Regions from separate parts of the Homo sapiens genome. Here region 2 is linked to region 1. A link is a loop called in an ENCODE intact Hi-C map of the cell type or tissue named here. Cell type or tissue: heart left ventricle. All regions are shown on one strand. Each heading gives the region's core, and the rest is flanking DNA. Links, peaks and the distances in the headings are about the cores only.

Evidence for each region. A loop is a pair of places that touch in the nucleus more often than their neighbours do. Peaks named below come from ENCODE experiments on the same cell type or tissue, not always from the same donor. Only the 100,000 strongest peaks of a DNase experiment are listed, where the experiment ranks them.
Region 2: a loop joins it to region 1, with 2.2 times the contacts of the local background. A loop is called at or near these places in 2 of 110 quality-filtered maps.

Annotation. Positions count from the first base shown.
Region 1 is chr19:31,548,016-31,550,932 of GRCh38, reverse strand. LINC02841 (long intergenic non-protein coding RNA 2841) reads right to left here. Exons shown (of 3, transcript NR_184026.1): 2 at 2,363-2,425. Among named protein-coding and RNA genes, the nearest start is that of LINC02841, 29 kb to the right of the region's middle. In heart left ventricle, for the core only: a CTCF peak has its summit at 1,784 (motif pointing right); a DNase peak (open chromatin) is centred at 1,814.
Region 2 is chr19:30,783,272-30,786,188 of GRCh38, reverse strand. No RefSeq gene overlaps it. Among named protein-coding and RNA genes, the nearest start is that of ZNF536-AS1, 110 kb to the right of the region's middle. In heart left ventricle, for the core only: a CTCF peak has its summit at 1,162 (motif pointing left); a DNase peak (open chromatin) is centred at 1,128.

The DNA.
Region 1 (2,917 bases), core at 235-2,734:
GGGGAATGAAGAGATTGCTTCAAGAATAAGAATTTGCCTGGGTGAGGCATAAACAAGCAAAGGAGGAGTGTCATAGAGGAGACTCAGTGGCATGAGAATGGTTGAAACAAAAGACCATGGAGATGAGATGGAGAAACAAAGGGAGAAAGCACTGCTCAGAAGGAAAATAGAATGCTCAGAAGATTCTATTCAGAATCTCAGAAGATGCTCAGAAGGCATCTGTATTAGTTCGTTTTCACACTGCTATAAAGAAATACCTAAGACTGAGTAATTTATAAAGGGAAGAGGTGATAGGGTTTGGCTGTGTTTCTACCCAAATCTCATCTTGAACTGTAGTTCCCATAATCCCCACGTGTCATGAGAGGGATCCAATGGGAGGTAATTGAATCATGGGGGCAGTTACCTCCATGCTGTTCTTGTGATAGTGGGTGAGTTCTCATGAGATCTGATGGTTTTATAACCATCTTCACTCTCTTCACTCTGCACTTCTCCTTGCTGCCACCATGTGAGGAAGGATATGTTTGCTTCCCCTTCTGCCATTATTGTAAGTTTCCTGAGGCCCCCCAAGCCCTGCAGAACTGTGAGTCAATTAAACCTCTTTCCTTTATAAATTTCCCAGTCTCAGGTATGTCCTTATAGCAGCGTGAGAACAGACTAATACAAGAGGCTTAATCGACTCACAGTTCCATATGGCTGAGGAGGCTTCAGGAAACTTACAATCAGGGCAGAAGGTGAAGGGGAAGCAAGGCACCTTCTTCACAAAGCAACAAGAGAGACAGCAAGCAAGTGAAGGGGGAAGAGCCCCCTATAAAACCATCCGATCTTGTGAGAGCTCCCTCACTATCATGAGAACAGCATGGGAGAAACCTCCCACATGATCCAATTACCTCCCTCCAGGTCCCTCCCTTGACATCTTGGGATGACAGGTCAAAATTTGGGTGGGAATACAAATGATATCAGCATCCAAGACCCAGAAGTCTCAGAAAAATAGAAGTAAATGTACAAAAATGAGGAAATCTTTAAGAGAGCTAGGATAAGACATTGGACCTGAGAATGAGATGGTTCTAGCATTTAAGATTTGAGAGAGTTGTAGTTTTGGGGAGAAGGTATGGTGCACCTAGGGGCGGAGATGGTCCAGCACCTGGCTGGCTGGCTAAAGTAGGGTGAGGTCACTGAGATGGGCAAGTGGATCAGTCATCTGTAACACAACAGTGATGGGCTACAGATCATCCTTGTTAAAGCTGAGTTCACCCTTCATAATGACAATATTTGGTGGTAGAGGAGGATGTTGACCCAGTTCTCATGATTCTTGGTGAATGGCAAAAGTGCCCAGGAGAGTGGTAAATGCTGGGGATCATAAGAAGTAGAGGGTAGCAGAGCCAGATGGTGCTAATCTAAAAGGTGCAGAGGCAGAAGTAGAAATAGTTCTCAAAAGTCTTGGGATACAAAGAAGACACAAACTCCTGATCCTGACATGCCACCCTCGAGGGCTGCAGGGAAAGTTTCTTCCTAAAGTGTATCACCAAGACCACAGCAGTCACTATAGCATGGACGTTGAAGATATAAGGTGTGTTTAAGGAGGTTTTTTAATCAAGAAACATGGCTTCCATACAGCCATTAAGAAGGGAGAGGAGTACAAAGGATGTGCTCAGAGAAAAGCAAGCTCTGTATAACGTAGGAATAGAAGATGACTACAGGTCAAAGACAGCAGGAATGGGAGGATAGTGAAGTCAGCTTGTGCTGGAGAGATACTACTGTGTAGAGGAAGAGCGCCCTTCCCCTCAAGGGCCAGCCAGCAGGTGGCAGGATTCATTGGTCCACTGGATTCTGCCAAGTGTTGGAAACACTTATTGAATCCATCCTTATTGTCTTCAGAGGCATCTAACCTGATATGCCCCACTCTTGTGGGGGCCCTCAGGACCAGCCAGGTGTCCATACCTATGGTGGGCCTGCGCTGGTCCCAGAATTTCAAAACTCCCACTACCGCTTCTTCTGTGAAGCTCCTACTTCATTACTGTCAATCTTAGTCTCTCCTGGAAAATTCTTTCCACCTCACATAATGAATAAATGATTCTTTTCTTAAATTAGGATTCAACGGAGTAATTGTAAAATTGGTATTTTGCTCAAAAACCCTTTCTTGGAGCTTACAAAAATGACATTAGACAGAAACTTTCTCAGCAGTGATTTTTATAAGATGCAGCATATTAAACTGTATTTAAATACATTGAACATACATAAATTATCACAAGCAAAAAAAAGACAATTATTATATTTCCAAAAGATTTCAGTGGCTTTCACATGAGCAAGACCTCATGGCTCTGTCTATTAAAATGGCTGATGTTTAGAAGACTATTTTGTGTACCTTAGGACAGGACATCTCAGCTCTCAGGAAAGAGACCAGCCTGCAGGGCATACATTCCACATCCTGGGTGTTGAGAATTGAAAAACAAACGAATAAAACATAGTTTTAAAATTATGACAGCTTTTCTAAAACCTATATAATTTTCAAGGGCATAGACCCTAATTTATTGAATTTTTTGCTCCTAAACTAGTATCTAGTGCATAATAGTCCTGCTAATGTACTCGATAAACTGAACCAAACTCAACTCTCAAGTAGCAAATTAGAATTTAGTGCAAGAAAGTCATTAGAGTAACTCTTGGGAAAAGGATGACTTAAGACTAATATGGATACATAGAATAACCCACCTGCTTATGGCTATGGTTAAGAATGCAAGGCTTTTTCGCCCTCCTCCATGTCCACCATGGGGACATCCTGGAGTACCTTGAGAGGGGCTTATCTTGAGATAGATAGCATTTCCCACACTCTCCCTCTGACCTCCTGTTCATGCACTGGGCTCATGCCATGCTGCTGCATGCAAAGTGCACTGATAATGGATGGAGATGGATGGATGGATGG
Region 2 (2,917 bases), core at 209-2,708, 760 kb after region 1:
ACAGATGTATGAGCTCACGGTTTCTATCGGTCAGTCTCTGGGCACAGGGTCTCATGGAGCTTCCATCAGGGTGTCAGCCAAGCTGTGGTTGTCATCTGGAGAGTTCTCTTTGAAGCTCACTATTGTTGTCAGAGTTCGGCTTCTCGTGGTTGTAGGACAGAAGTCTCAATCTGATTACCGCTCCAGGCCACAGATCATGCTCAGCTCCTAGAGGCCACTCCTGGAGCCTCATCAACAGCACTAAAAACCTCCTTTGAGTTGAGTTTTTCTGAACTCTTCTGCCACCAACTGGAGAAATCTCTCTACTTTTACAGTTCTCACTGGATTAAGTTAGTCCCACCTGAATAATCTCCCTTTATTAAACTCAACTGTGCTGTATAGCATAACCTAATCATCAAAAGAAGATCCATGGCACTCAGAGACCCAGGGATCATACAGGGCATGTGCACGAGAGGAGTGAGAAACTTTGGGGATGTCTTAGAATTCTACCAGTCACATGGGGGTGGTTGGGGCTGGATTATGAGTTATGAGTTCAGTTTCGGATGTGGTAATCTTGATAGGATTGCCACACAGCCAGAGTGAAATAAGAAAAGTCAAGGTTGGATACACAAGCCAGGTCTGGACTAAAACTATACATTTGGGAGCAGTCATTATGTTAAAACTGGGATAATGGGTGGGCTTACCTGAGAGAGAGTGTGGGTAGGACTGAGTTTTTAGGAACTCAACATTTGGAGGTTGAGTGGAAGAGGGGGATTGAACCAACATGGAGCCAGGGAGGGAACGTGCGTGTGCATAAGGTGGGAGTAGGATTTCCATCTAAGGAAACACACAAAAAACATCTATTGGATTGGTGGACGTCATGGAGGTTACTGGGGACATTCACCAAATGAATATTTGACAGTGTGGCGAGATGCAAACTGGATTAGGGTGGGGTGGAGAGTGAAGGTGTTCGTAGGTAGATGGGCATGGTCCAAGGGGGTAGAATATCCACCCTGCAAGGTGCCAGAGGGGACCCCGAATGAGGCCATGGCCTTGAGAACAAGAGAGAGATGGGATTGAGGATGCATGGGGAGGGATTGGCCTTAGACATGAAGAGGGACGCTTCCTCTCTCAGAGTCCCATCAGTGCGGAGGCCAAGCTGGGGCGCCATCTGGTGGTAGGGGAAGAAAATGAGACTCCTTACAAGGCCTCTGCTTTTCTTGGTGGTACTTGAGGCCAGCTTTCATTGGTTGTGCAGGGAGGGTTGGGAGCAGGCCGGAGGTTAGGTGAGAGGGCTTCAGGTGGAATTGTTGAGAGTAGGAACAACTTTTCCGGTAGAAACTGGACTGCAGGCATGCGTGAGTTTGGAGCTGAGAACCCATTCGAGGAAGCCTTCTTAACCAGTCTTCTGACCACAGGCAGGGTCACATGGATCCTGGAGGCCTCCTTTACCCACCAGCTCTACTCTCCACGGCAGAGCTTTACATGCCCCAGTGTGCATACATTCTTCCTTCTCACTTCCGCATATGGATGGAAGCTCCTGGAGTAAGGAATTGTGTATCTTCTACCCAGGATGGACTGCTGCATCCGACCACAACAGTTGCTAATTAAATGTTTCCTTAACTGAATTAATGAAGACCCAAGGGGAGAACAGATGCTGATGGTGGTGGATGCGTCCAGAACCCGCTGGTAACAAGCATGGCCCCATCGTGGCTTTCCTTTGGCCAGCCAGGGCAGGACAGAGATCCCTGGCGCCTTCAAAGGAAGACTGCCTCTATTAGTGGGATGCTGGGGTGTAATCCTAATTTTCAGATCCACACATTTTGTGTGTGGATTCATGGTTTTGTACTGAAGCCCAAATGAGCAGAAATACCCAGGGGGAATATCTAAAATATAAGCTTGTTATTAAGAGTAAATAAACCCACACAAACCCCGCACCAACCGGCTGTCTCTCCAAGTCAGTGGGAAGCAGGATGGCTTAGGAAGGAGCCACAGCTGAGCCTTCTCCGTGAGCTGGGCCATGCAGCACTGCCAGTTCCCAAGGCTGGTGAGCCGTCCATGCGTCCCGCCACCTGATGGCCATTCACGCAGAATCCCAGTGCCCCATCCTGCTGCTCTGTGACCATCTAGACATAGTTTCCAGCAACACCAGCTTGTTTCCTTAGCACAGGCTCCTTCGGACCCCCCTAGTCCCCAGCAGAGCTGCCCCATCCAGCTCTAAGTGAAGGGGTCCCTTTATCTCGGGCAGAGGAGACAGAAAGAGAAGGAGACCTGAGGAGGTGTATGGAGGAGACACAGAGAGACAGACAGAGCAGGACAGCAAACAGCTGAGCAATATGAGAAAGCTTAGAGCTGGGCAAGAAAGACCTGAGTTCTCCTGCTGGATCCACACTTTCTATGCATCGTGAGCAAGCCCCTAAGTCCCTTCCTCCCTCTGAACTTCAGCTACCCCAACCAGATGAAGATTTTAAGGCTCCTCACAGCTCTAACAGCTATCACACGGGGGAGAGGCAGGCCATAGATTAAGAGCAAAGAGGCAGAGAGAGAGACAAAGGTCAATAAAGATGGCAATTCATGCTGTAAATGCCCATGCCCTGTAATGCTGACTAAGGCACATGGTCTCTTACTCTGACCAGAGCAACTCCAGTACCAAAGAAGAAGATACCCCCATTCTGTCTGGTTCAAACAATAAGAACTTTTATATCCCATAAAATAAGAAGTCCAGAAACAGCCAGGACTCTGGAGTTTGATGATTTTGTCACTCAGGGAGTCCTCATTGCCCAGGGACCTTTCATCGCACCGTTCTGTCCTCCCAGCACACCCAGATTTTGGTGTCAAGATCACTTTCCTCGAGTCTCAAGATGGCTGGCTCTCAATGTACAAAAGTCACATGTAGAAATAATAAGGTCCAGAAGAAGAAAGGGTTTGCCTCTCTCTT